Regions from separate parts of the Homo sapiens genome. Here region 1 is linked to region 2. The links are chromatin contacts, found by Hi-C or POLR2A ChIA-PET in ENCODE. All regions are on one chromosome and are shown on one strand. Each heading gives the region's core, a stretch centred on a gene start or an enhancer-like site at or near the end of the contact. The rest is flanking DNA. Distances are from core to core; before and after follow the strand shown. Region 1 holds the start of RAMACL (RNA guanine-7 methyltransferase activating subunit like). Region 2 overlaps RPS6KA2 (ribosomal protein S6 kinase A2).

Region 1 (6,125 bases), core at 3,499-5,998, 98 kb after region 2:
CAGGAGGGCACAGGGAGAGGGTGAGATAGGGTGGGACGCCCACTGGGCAGGTGGGCTGGGCAGGAGGGCACAGGGAGAGGTGAGATGGGGTGGGACGTCCACTGGGCAGGTGGGCTGGGCAGGAGGGCCCAGGGAGAGATGAGATGGGGTGGGACGCCCACTGGGCAGGTGGGCTGGGCAGGAGGGCCCAGGGAGAGGTGAGATGGGGTGGGACGCCCACTGGGCAGGTGGGCTGGGCAGGAGGGCACAGGGAGAGGTGAGATGGGGTGAGATGCCCATGGGCAGGTGGGGTGAGCAGGAGGGCACAGAGAGGGTGAGCACAGTGGCCACTGAAAGCCGCTGAGCCGTCCATGGAGATCTGAACTGTTGAGCTGGCTTCCGGTGGCATGCACTTTTTGAAATAAAGCCTTTTCATTTGACCATGAATGTGTTCAACAAAACCAAACTTCTTGGGAGAGTGAACATGTGTTAAATGACCATATACTAACCCATCACGCTGACTGTTCACAGCTGCTCACCACCATGACCTCATTAGTTGGGCGGAGATGAATATGCAGCCATTTTACGATCACAAATTACATTCCACAACTGAAATGTAGCATGGAGCTCTGAGAGATTTTTCATAAATCACAAGTTTTATAGTATGCAATGAATTTTTATCAAATTCATAACATAGATGCATACATCTTATTTTGGAAAATGAAATGGCATTTATTTTCTCCACAGAAAAAGTGCCAAAAAATGGGCAGTAATAAAATTTCCATTATTCAAGAGGTTAGATATGATTTCCATCTTGACTGAAAAAGCCAGAACGCTTTGAAAGAACTTCTTTTAGGGGTTCTTATGTAAGAATTGCTATTATGCATCCAATGTGCAGAGGAAGAAAAAACAAAACACAAAAAAACCTCTTGAATAATAAAAGCTATGGAATAAAGCAGTATAATAGGTTGGTTTTAAAACTTAAATATTTTTGGTAACTTGATGTGGATAATAATTTGAAGATTTAAGAAAAATAACTCACTATATTTTTTACCTTCCACATTTTCTCCTACTTTAAAATTCACTCACTTTGTCTTGACTTGGTCGTTGACTGCTTTTATTCATAATTCACTTGGGATAAACAGACTTGAAGCATATACACGATAATTATTTCAATATCAATTCTAATAAAGACAAAGCAGTTTGGTAAGTTTTACTCGCATTCGCATACTTTTCAAGGTATCATATTACACATAATTAGATCCTAGAAACAACCAAATTGCTACTTGTGAGCTAAAAGTGCTGAATTCTTGCTTGTTTAGAAAGCACACTGCCTCATCCAAGGCCCTGATGTCCAGCTCACCCTAGGGTCTAGCACTCTGCACCCTGTAGGACTTGCACCAGAGATCACGGCCTTCTTGGGGCAAACCACAGCACTGTCGCTGTGATCTGCGGAAACGGCTCCCTCCACTTTGCCTCCTGTGAGTCTTGGTGATTAAATTGTTGAGCAACTTCAAAGCACAGAGGCGAAAACCAATGGGAAGAAGCAGCTGGTGGTGGAGAGCTTAAGCATCCTGCGCACCTTCTCTGAGCTCTGGCCAGGCCGTGCTGAAACACTGCGGAAGTCATGTCTACACCAGGGTTCCCCACCCACTGTCCAGAGGTGACAAAGGAGAGACGCTCCTGATAAATGTCTTCACGTGACAGTTTGTCATTAAAAACCGAAGCTAAGCCCACTGAATTCCTGAGTGCTTATTAAAGCGCCAATGGCCAAAAGAGACAAGACTCACAAGACTGTGGCTTTCTCCTCTGGATGGCAGAAGACGTATCTCACTTGGCTTGTTTCAGTCCAGGAGGCATCACGCCAAAGGAAGTACTATGCCACAGGAAGAAATGTGCAAACTGGCTGGTTCTCACGTTTTTCTACAGCATTTTACTTCCATGGGTTCTATCTAATGGTAACATAGGTTAGAGCAAAACACAGTCAACACAGTTGCTTTAGCTCAAGTAATTTCATCACCTTACCCCATAGTGATAGTGACCCTCTAAGGGTCAACAAAAAGGCGCATCTTAAAATGTATTTTATAGCTCTGGTAGGCCAGGTGTGCAACGAAACAAGGTTAATAAATTTAAAATGCCTTGGTGTGTTTTGCTCCTTTCTTAGTCTGCCTGAGCTGCCATAACAAAGTACTATGGATTGGGTGGCTTACAAAACAGACATTTATTTCCCATAGTTCTGGAAGCTGGAAGTCCAAGACCAAGGTGCCAGCCATTTGGTCCTGGTGAGGGCCCAATTCCTGGCTCACAGGCAGCTGCTTCTTGCAGCGCCCTTTCGTGGTGGAGCAAGAGCTCTGGTCTCTCTTCCTCTTCCTCTGAGGACACTACTCCCATCGAATCAGGGCCCCAGGCTTAGGACCTCACTTCACCTTCATTACTTCCTTACAGGCCCTTTCTCCACATAGAATCACACTGGGGGTTGGAGCTTCCAAATGTGAACATGGAGGGATACAATTGAGTCCATTAACATTCCATCCCTTATTTGTAGTAACAGCATGACCATACTCAGTGATGACAGGGACACTCTAAATGTCAACATTTACATCTTACAACACTTTTTATAGCTCTATTAGGCCAGTTATGTCATGACATCACAATTAATAAATGAAAAATGCCTGGGCATTCTGGGGATACTCAGCAGCTCTCCAGATGTTAAGGAAACTCAGTATACCCCAATCTGGTCATTTCTATCTGTGATTGTGATCTTTTGCACTTTATTTTATAGTAATTTTAACTGAAATTTTTAACGGAAACAAAGGAGCTACGCTGTCATGCCAAGTTTTCAGTAAATACGTTGAGGAGCTGTGAGCTCAGAAAGCGTTCCAATAGAATTCATTTCTCATGGAGAGACCATGATTGATCTATTTGAAATGCAATATTGGTCCAGAAACTCAGAAACATTTGGTGGAACTCAGGGTTTACAATAACAACATTAGCTAAAGATTCAATCTGGACCTATTTTAAGATCCCGAGGGGGTGGCACATTGGTGTGTCATTCCCAAGATGTCTCAAAACACACAGCAGATTTCTGCTGTAGCAACTAGTGTGAGAAAACCCGAGAGCTTCTTGGTCATCTTTGCACCTCTGAGTGCTGAGCACACGTGTGGTGACGATGTTGCTACAACGATGTGGGGTGCAGGAAGCTCGAGTTTCAAAAGAAGATCATAAGTAACACATTTTTCCTTCTAGCCAGAATGCCCTGAAATACATGAAAAAAGATGCAGCTCTGGCTACGTGAAAAAGAGGTAGTGAGTGACTCGGGGCTGGGAAACGAAGCCGTCCTCGCTGGGATGGACTTTCAGTCTCACATCTTCAGCAACTTTAGCTTCTTCATTATGACTTTTTTTCTCTTGAAGATTAAGGAATCGAGGATTGCTGACATGTCTGTATTGATTAGTTATGGTTCTCCACTATGTTTACTGCCATCCTAATTACAGAACCTAATTTTCACATTTACTTATAATTGTGTGCAATTGTCCAGGCTGATCTTTTAAGGTTAAAGAGAAAATCTCAAACATGACATCAAACAAGTCTTTTTTTTTTTTTTTTTTTTTCCTTATTTTACAGCTTTATTACTGATTTCCCTCTAAAAAGAGACTCAAGTGTGGAGCTGACTCATCTATAGATTAAGGAATCACAAAGTACCATAGTCACTTAACAAATGCAAAAAAAAAAAAAAGCAATTGTTTTACCTTTCAACTGCTGATGTTATGTACAATCTATCACAAAAAGCATAGCTGTGCATTCATGAGCTGATTATATCAACCTCTAGAATTTTAGAAACGAGCACATCTAAGCATATGGATACTCTCTTACCTTACAAAGTAAAAGCATTTTCTATTTTAAAATTTTTATTTCTGTGTAAAACAAAGAATTCCTAGAGGTCAAATAATATACCAAACTTAAAGCACTATTAAGTCATGAAACAAAGAAGATTCTGAGGTAGAAGTCAAGCAATATAATCCACAGTTTCAGGTATTCCCAGCAACCATCGCATTTCGCAAGTAAGATCTATTTTTTTTAAAGTCTCAACTTCCAAAAAATCAATAATCCATTCTGTAAAATCAGATGTAAAACTATGACCAACAGAAGACACCCAAACTTTTCTCATGGTAACAGAGTAAATGCTTTTACTAAAAGCTGCCAACATTTCTATCAGTAGTAACCGTAAGGAGGCCGCTGGTTGTAACCATAATGTCCATATTGCTGGGGATAGTAAGGTTCTTGTCTGTGTTGCGGGTAGTTGTTACCCCAGGATCGTCCATGCCACTGATTGGATCGATTGTCACTTGGCCACCCCCATCTGTTGTCCCTGCCTCTGAACTGTCTGTTGTCTTGCAACCGATTGCCTCTGTTTCTTTGGTTCCCACCAGCTCTGCTATTCCATTCCTCAACAATTGGAGGAGACTCAGGAGGGCGTTTCAGGTATTCCTGATACTCCTTGTCATTTTCTGTGAATCTACTAGCAAACATCTCTTCAAAATTTGGAACAGCTTCGGCAGTGTCAGTCATTCTGAAAATCCCAAAGGTTTGAGGCAGCTGTATTGCTTAATGTTTAGGTTGTTTAAATCCGCCAAGGGCTATGTCTATCCAGCTCAGGCCGAACCCCGCCGGCGAGACACTGAGAAGCCCAGGAGAGGTGGCCTCTGGTCCACTACACCGTGGAACTCCAGACCACTCCAGTTCTCCAATGTAACCGAGCGCCTTCCTCTCCAAACAAGTCTTTTAATAAGGCCCATGAACTAGTCCATATATATACCAGAGGAGGAAAGAAAAAGAATGACCACAGTTTATTCTGAAGACATGACAAAGGTAACACACATCAGTTATACACAAAGTCAAATTTCAGCATTACCTCCAGGGCAGAGGGAGCCAACAGCTTTCAGAAATCTCTGCTCCTGCCATAGACTGGGGCTCCCCTCAGCTGCCTCCCAGTGGGGACTACATTACCCAGCCCTCCTTGCAGGCAGGTGTGGTCATGTGACTAGCCCTGGCCAATGGAGTGTGTCTGGATGGTGTACCTTAAAGAAGCAGGTGCTTCTTTCATAGTCTCTTTCCCCCCACAGCTAACTGCAGGCCCTTAGGGCTGGTGGAGCTACAAAGAAGAAGCCTGGGTCCCCCAAATCCCCATGTGGAAGCAAAGTGGCCAGTCATCAGGAACCCTGACATTAGACTAACACATAAGGAAGAAATAATTTTTCTTTTATGAACTCAGGGAAATATTTTCCTGAAACACAAGAGTGCACAGTCCAGAGACCCTGGGTCAGAGCCCTACAGGCCCAAGAAAGGCTTGGTTGGACACTGGCATGGGACAGAGGGAGGCAAGAAAGATGAGATAAGCACAGACTAGAGATTCGTATCTGCTTTTCATAAGTACAAGAGAAATGTACCATCAAAATCAGTTCTAATCACCGTCACTCTAATTGTGTGGCATCAGACAAGCTCCTCACCCGTCCTTGGCCTCAGTTCCCTCCTATGTAGAATGAGGGGGTCCTACCTGGATTAGTGGTTGTGAGAAATAAATGAACCCACGCATGTAAAACTCCCAGAACAGTACCTGGCATAGAGTGGGTTCTCAAAAATAACACTTTAGTTCTTCCTGAATATCTCATGCAGTGATATAACATCTTTCTTGAACGAGTCTGCCCTTTTTGAAGTCTGCCATTGGAAAAAAAAAAGCAAACCAGCATAAAATAAATATTATATATATATATACACACACAAAAATGTAAAATATATAAGTGGATTCAGAAGTAGAAGATGAAGGGCCCACGTCTCTGAAAAGCCACAGCTGAAGGCGCTGAAACTAGCCGTCTGGCCTCACTAGCACAGTGGGTAGAGTCTGACTTCCTGCTGGCTGCTGTCATTCATGGCAGGACTTTCCGGGACTGTGCGCTCTCTGCCCTGTGGGGAAGAACCCCGAGGAGGTGAGAGTGAGACCCTGCGCCCTCCTCACTCACTCAGGTTCCAGCCACAACAGTGAATTTATTTTGTTTTTTATCTGTTTGGCTTATCACATCTGAATGCAAAATATGCAGCATAAAATGAATGAAAATTGAGACCCCAGTGATGGTTAGAGAATTCTCGTA
Region 2 (6,013 bases), core at 2,202-4,701:
AAATTAAAATTATTTAAAGGTTCTATTCCTTGCAGCTAAAAGCAATTCCTATGGATACATCTGTTTTCATAAGTGAATTTCGTAAGTTTCTTGTTTGACCTGCTTTGAAGTACTGTCACGAGAATTCAAGTCAGATAATGACTACCTTAGTGCAGTGCCAAGGCATCTTCTCATCCTCATCAACAGCACCGTGCCGGGGGAAACCTGAGGCTCGAAGAACGACCTGTTCTCCTGGTTCATTAGAAATCCGCCCAGGCAGGGGAACGTCGGAGCTGTCCACCCACCCTCTGCCACCACCCATGGGGCCTGCCTTCCAGGGCTGTGTGGGGGAGGCTGTGCTTACACCCAGCAGCATAGAGAATGAGGGGAGGAGAGCCACAGACACAATAAAGGTGCAACCTAGGGTCACGGAAAAGAACAGCTCTGGACCAGACACTGAAAAGGCTGATGAAATGAGACCAGGGGCTCCAGACATGGGCAAACTTCAGAGTTGAGAGATGAGTGGAAATGGCATGCAAAGATGCTTCTGTGCATTTTGTGGCAGTTTACAGCATTGCAAACTCGATTCTAAGGCAGGCGTGTCCTGAAGTGGGTTGAGATCTGCTGAGCTGGGGAGCAAGCCCCTGCCAGCGAGCCCCTGATCCCCTCCAGCTGGGAGGGTTACTTCCTCCCAGAAGGATTACATCCACATTGCTCTTAGGGCTGACGGACACTGCAATGGAAGGGACTCAATTTAATTCACAATCTGGAAGACTCAGATCAGAAACATGACCTTTGACATAGCATTTGGACAAACCAGGGCACCGCGATGCATTGGCTTAGCTGAGACACGCTTCTCAACTTGCATCTGTCTCCAAACACGCCCTCAGAGTTAAGAAACACCGCCTCCCCCACCTCCCCAGACGCACGGTGATGAACGGGGGGGTCTGTAAACAAAAGGCCAGACCACACCCAGATTTGGGAAAACTGCAGTGAAACGGCAACTTCGGGACACAGGGTGGGACACAAGCCCTTCCTGCCTTGCCCAGCCCAGGCTGTCCCTCTGTCCAAGGCTGCATCTCCCACCACTGGGACCCCACCCTCAGGGGGTGAGGTCTTGCCCATGACAGGCCCTGTGTGGATAGGGACTCTGGGCACTAAGGGTGAGCGCTGAGCCCTTGCTGCGTTTCCTGAGCCGAGTCACTGTGTAACCGTGGGTGTGCACCAGGACCAGCGAGTGAAGGGCCAAGGTGCAGACAGCTTTAGGAGCTGCACATCTCTTGGAAATGTGGCTGTGACCCTGGCTAACGACGACCGTCACCACTGATGAAAAGGAGGAGTCCTGATGACTCTTGGTTGGAATCTCAGGTCCCATCTGGGACTTTGCTGAGGGGGTCCCAGTAACAACAACGTGGCAAAAATTGTTTGGTCAGTAGGTTCCTCTAAGCCATGAACCCCACACACAGCTGTGAGCACACACACACACATGTGCACGCACACGCATGAACACACACACACAGTGCCCCTGTGTGTGCTGCAGCATGGGCCCTCTGTCCTGATCAGGCGTCCTCCCCTCTGGTCCTGAGTGCTCTCCATCCTGGGCCTCCCATCTCATTGTCGCCCCCAGCTGGCATCTCAGTGACTTGGGGCTGCTCTGCTGGGGCCTTCAGCTTTGTCCACAGCACTGTTGGTGAATACCCCTCTAAGGAAGCTGCCTCTGTCTGGGTGACAGTTCCCCAGCCTCTCAGACCCTTGACTGGGGACAGCGCTATAAAATGTGTGCAGTGACCTGCTAGTTAGTTTTCATCCAATGCACTGGACACAGTCCTTTCCACAGACACCAGCATGGGGCCCTGCCAGGTGGCATTGGGGGCTGGGTCCATCGGTGTCTCCATGTGCCCTGGCATGGATGCACTGTGGTGTGGGTGGCACGGGCTCCGCTGCGGGGTGAGTCTACACTCTCCAGCCATGTGGGCTGCAATTCAGTCTAGACCCTGGCCCTTCCATGTCAGTAACAGCAACGTGGAGATTCTCAACAGGGGGACTTTGCCAATGTCAGGAGACGTTTGATCATCACGGGGTGGGGGTGGGGATGCGCTAAACAGCCTCAATGCATGGCGCAGCTCCCAAAACAAGAATTAACCGGCCCAAAATGCAGACGGTGCAGAGCCGTGGCCGAGACACCGTCCTCCAGCCCCAGGCTGTGGTGTGGACGTTTCATAATTGATTCAATGATTTCCTTATTGATTGATGCTTACTTCATCTTCAGGTCTTTGTTAAACAGGAAGACCTTCGGCAAACACCGTTTATTTGTACCCCTTTTACGCAGGTATGGCTATTTCTGTTGGAGAGATTTCTGGAAGTAACACTTCTGGGCAAAAGGGTGCATACATTTAACATTCTGATGGTTTTACCAAGGTGCTGAAATGTTGCAGGGATTTACTCTCCTGACACACACCCACGTGCCCTGGGCTTTCTGGATTGGCCTGCAGTGACTGGCAGACAGTGACGGCAGAACACCCTGTGACATCACCCATGCCACGGGGAGCTCACCGTGTCACCTGCTCTGACGTCACCAGTGCCACGGGAGCTCACTGTGTCACCTGCTCTCCTGGTAGCCACGCTCGGCATGCAGAGGTGCTCGGTGACAAGGAGGAATTGCTTTACTGTGTTGTGTGGAAGAATGAAAACAGGCTGAGTGGACAAAGGCGCTGACAGTGGGTTATCACCGAGAGGTCTGTAGAGTGGAATAAAATATCTGCTTACACAGAGGAGAACTGCCTCGGAAATACAACTATGGGACATCTTTATATGAAGTAAAGAATTACTATGAAGATGAATCTGCAGGAAGGAAGAGTGGTTTACGTGATAAAAATCTGGATTAGAAGTTGGATGTAAATGTGTTTAATTAGGTGAATACAACTATGACAATTCATTACAAGATGAATCTCATGGGGATTAGTACTCAGTACTTTAAATACATCAATGTTGATTTTTAAAAATCACCTTAACTCCTTTTTTCTAAGATCACAGTTATACTTCAATTATCTCACATTGTGAAATATGACTGTGGAGTAGGAAGGTACTTTTGATTAGCTTCACTTTCAATCACTGAAGGATTGCAAATGAATGCAAAAGTTCCCTGCAATGGAAGCTGATGTGGGGAAGAAGTTAAATGGGTCCTTCTTTCTTTGGGGTTAAGGCATGCAGAGAGGAAAATCTAGTATTTTTTCCGAAATGAAGTATTTCCTGATTTAACTTTTGCCTTCCCCTCTGGTATGTCTTCTATCTATGAGGTTAGAGTTTAAAAAAAAACAGAATTTAATGTGTTCCTTTCGTTTTCTTGTTAAAATAACCTGAAACACCCTGCTCCAGTTGCTGTCTAAACCGTAAACACCCTGCTCTAGTTGCTGTCTAAACCGGAAACACCCTGCTCTTGCTGCTGTCTGAACCGAAAACACCCTGCTCCAGTTGCTGTCTAAACCGGAAACACCCTGCTCCTGCTGCTGTCTGAACCGGAAACACCCTGCTCCTGCTGCTGTCTGACTCTGAGACAACACGGCCGCGCCAACTCGCTAAGACCGGCCCAGCCCACGGAGTAATCCTCAATACGCTGTCACATACACGAAAAGAAAATCAATCAGTAGTTAAAGTAGATCCTGATTTTAATAGATGTGGAGGTTTCTCAATTTAGGGAGAATTAAATTAGAAGCAGCTTTTCAACGGTTCTGTCCTTAGCTTAGAGACTTTCAAAACTCAGGGAAGTCAGATTGGTTGAAGGATACTACCATTTTGGGTAAAACCAGTGGCTTTTAGAAAACAGCTTATGGTATTTTGGCAGCAACTATGTGTTTTAGAAGCTGTGAAGGGGCCTTTTTTCCTGGAGCTCAGATGGCACTGGTACTATTTCAACCTCTAGGTGAGGTCTGTTTTCAGTGACCTTGGTTGGCATTGGGCCGGAGCAGGAGGGTGGCCCTCCACATCTCCACTGTAGCTTGCGGGGCAGCGCCCTGCACGTTCCCGTGGTGGGGTGTCCCGGGGAATCTTACCCAGCCGGTTGCAGGGGTTCCGTTTGAAGAGAGCTCGCAGCAAACTCTGTGCCTCCCCACTGAGGAACTGCGGCATCCCCAGCTTGGCTCTGAAAAACAAGATCCTATTTTAGGATCTATTTTAGGAGAACAAGGACAAGCTATAAAGAGGGCCCCAGTCAGCATTCAGAGACCTCAATCGCAGTCACCCAGAGCAGCCCGTGCTCTACCACGTGGGTCTTAGGACCCTTTTATGCTTTAAAAGTTACTGAGGACACCAAAGAGCTTATGTTTATGTGGGTTACAGCTGTGATATTTACCACAGTAGAAAGTAAAGTGAGAAATTTGTATAATTTCCATTTCCTAATTCACTTTAATAAATTTTTATTAATAAACATTATTTAATAATAAAATCATTAAAAAACAATAACACTCCCATTAACACAAATAACATTGTTAATGGAAATTATCTATGTTTTCTCAAACATACATATAAAAAAGTCTTTAGTGGCATTGTTCTGCACTTGGGTGCGTCTCTTCCTGGCTCATAGGAGACAGCTGGACCCTGTGCTCGGTCTGTTGCGATGCTATGAAGAAAACCTGCGAGAGGAGGACCTGCAAACCCCGGGAGGGTCTCAGGACCACCGGAGTCCTCAGAGCACACTGAGAACCCCACGCGCAGAGCCTAGTGCTCCCTCCAGAAATTCTCCATCCCTCCCAAGTGGAATGCCCTGAGGCCACACCCGTGACTTGCTGTCAGGGATTATTCCAGCTTTAGCAAAAGTAAAGAACATGTCCTCCCTTAAAATTCAAACAATGAGAATCACTGCAAAGGTCCTGACTTGCAGCTCTCAGTGTCTGCTGCAATTCAAGGTCCCTTGATGGAGGAAAAGGCTGATTAAATAAAAAGACACTCCTTAGCTTGACAAAAGGGTCCTCACAATGGGGCTTCCTTCACTCCCCTCTCTCCTTCCATCTACATAAGGACCGAGCTTACAAAAGCTGAGCTGGTGGTGTTTTAGGTGATTCTCAATTTTATAAAAGTTATGTGTCCATTTGCAAGCAGAGTTGGCAAGAGCAGCTCATGAGGACAAACAGCTTTATGACTCCTCCACCGAGTGGCCTCACTTAGGAAGGAACTGATTAGGGGCTCCCAGCCTCTCTGTTTCCTGCCCTCCTGCTGTCTGCTCTGGGACAGTGATAGTCAGTGGTGTCTGCTCACATTTAGGATGCTATGGCAAGGTGGTATGGGGATCAGGCTTCTTCCTACAGTCCAAGAGCAAAACCTTGGCTTAGTAAATGATTTTTCATGAGAATTAAGCAGAAAATGGTTTGTATCCAGTCACATGGTAAAACGATACCGAGTCCTGCCAAGGTCAACCAGGAGTGCTATATGAATGGGGTCAGCAGGTGGGGAGGGAAAGGAGACCCCTGCTCCTGTGATCTCTCCGGACAAGGCCCTGGAGGCCTTGTGTCTTTTTCCGTCTATCCTTTACTTCTGGGAGGTCACCAACCATCACGCTTGAAAACCAGCCACTACACATTCTAAGTGACTTACTGATGGAAAACTATCTATGGTAGAAGAGTTCATCAGAACCACTCAGCAGGATGAGACAAACCAGCAACTGCTCCCTTGACCCACTGTCATTAGAATGCCCAGCACCCTATTACCACTGCTACTGGCGGACGAGCGCTACCATTTTGTGTAAAACCAGTGACTTTTAGAAAACAGCTTACAATACTTTGGCACTGTAAGCCTAGCAATGTAATTAAAACTTCACAGTTCCAGGTTCAGAGGCAGCAGCTCTTGATATCAGAAGGTGCTCGCAGGTCTCTGGGGTGGCTCCCACACTACTCACTTGAGGATGAGAGCCATGGTCTCCTTCCTGTCCTTCCCCTGGAACGGCAGGGACCCCGTGAGCATCTCAAACTGCAGAGCAACACAGAGCACAGTGAGTTCATTCATCCAGATGGACCCGGCTTCACGGCAGAGTACCCCAGCAGGG

Evidence for each region. Hi-C counts contacts between places; a loop is a spot of excess contacts on that map. ChIA-PET counts read pairs that join two places held with the same protein, here RNA polymerase II (POLR2A). Pooled maps may share reads with other maps.
Region 1: a pooled map shows a loop between it and region 2 (10-fold over the local background). The contact joins the promoter of RAMACL here to the enhancer-like site in region 2. A Hi-C loop is called at or near these places in 1 of 168 maps with a recorded cell type or tissue (endothelial cell of umbilical vein), 10 of 37 single-sample maps with no recorded cell type and 11 of 50 pooled maps. POLR2A ChIA-PET finds 5 or more read pairs at or near these places in 2 of 52 experiments (CD4-positive, alpha-beta T cell and activated CD4-positive, alpha-beta T cell).

Annotation. Positions count from the first base shown.
Region 1 is chr6:166,581,930-166,588,054 of GRCh38, forward strand. RAMACL (RNA guanine-7 methyltransferase activating subunit like) reads right to left here and starts at 4,749. Exons shown (of 1, transcript NM_001395999.1): 1 at 1,080-4,749. The coding sequence starts at 4,548. The coding sequence ends at 4,192. All of the region lies in intron 1 of RPS6KA2 (ribosomal protein S6 kinase A2), which reads right to left. RefSeq lists a silencer at 4,952-5,091.
Region 2 is chr6:166,484,805-166,490,817 of GRCh38, forward strand. RPS6KA2 (ribosomal protein S6 kinase A2) reads right to left here. Exons shown (of 21, transcript NM_021135.6): 9 at 5,867-5,937; 10 at 4,029-4,117. Among named protein-coding and RNA genes, the nearest start is that of MIR1913, 22 kb to the right of the region's middle. RefSeq lists enhancers at 1,059-1,559, 4,858-5,358. Within about 2 kb of position 3,452, at least 19 of the 41 ENCODE cell types and tissues checked have a DNase peak (open chromatin) inside an H3K27ac peak, as active enhancers do; they include CD4-positive, alpha-beta T cell and endothelial cell of umbilical vein, where a contact is called at or near this core.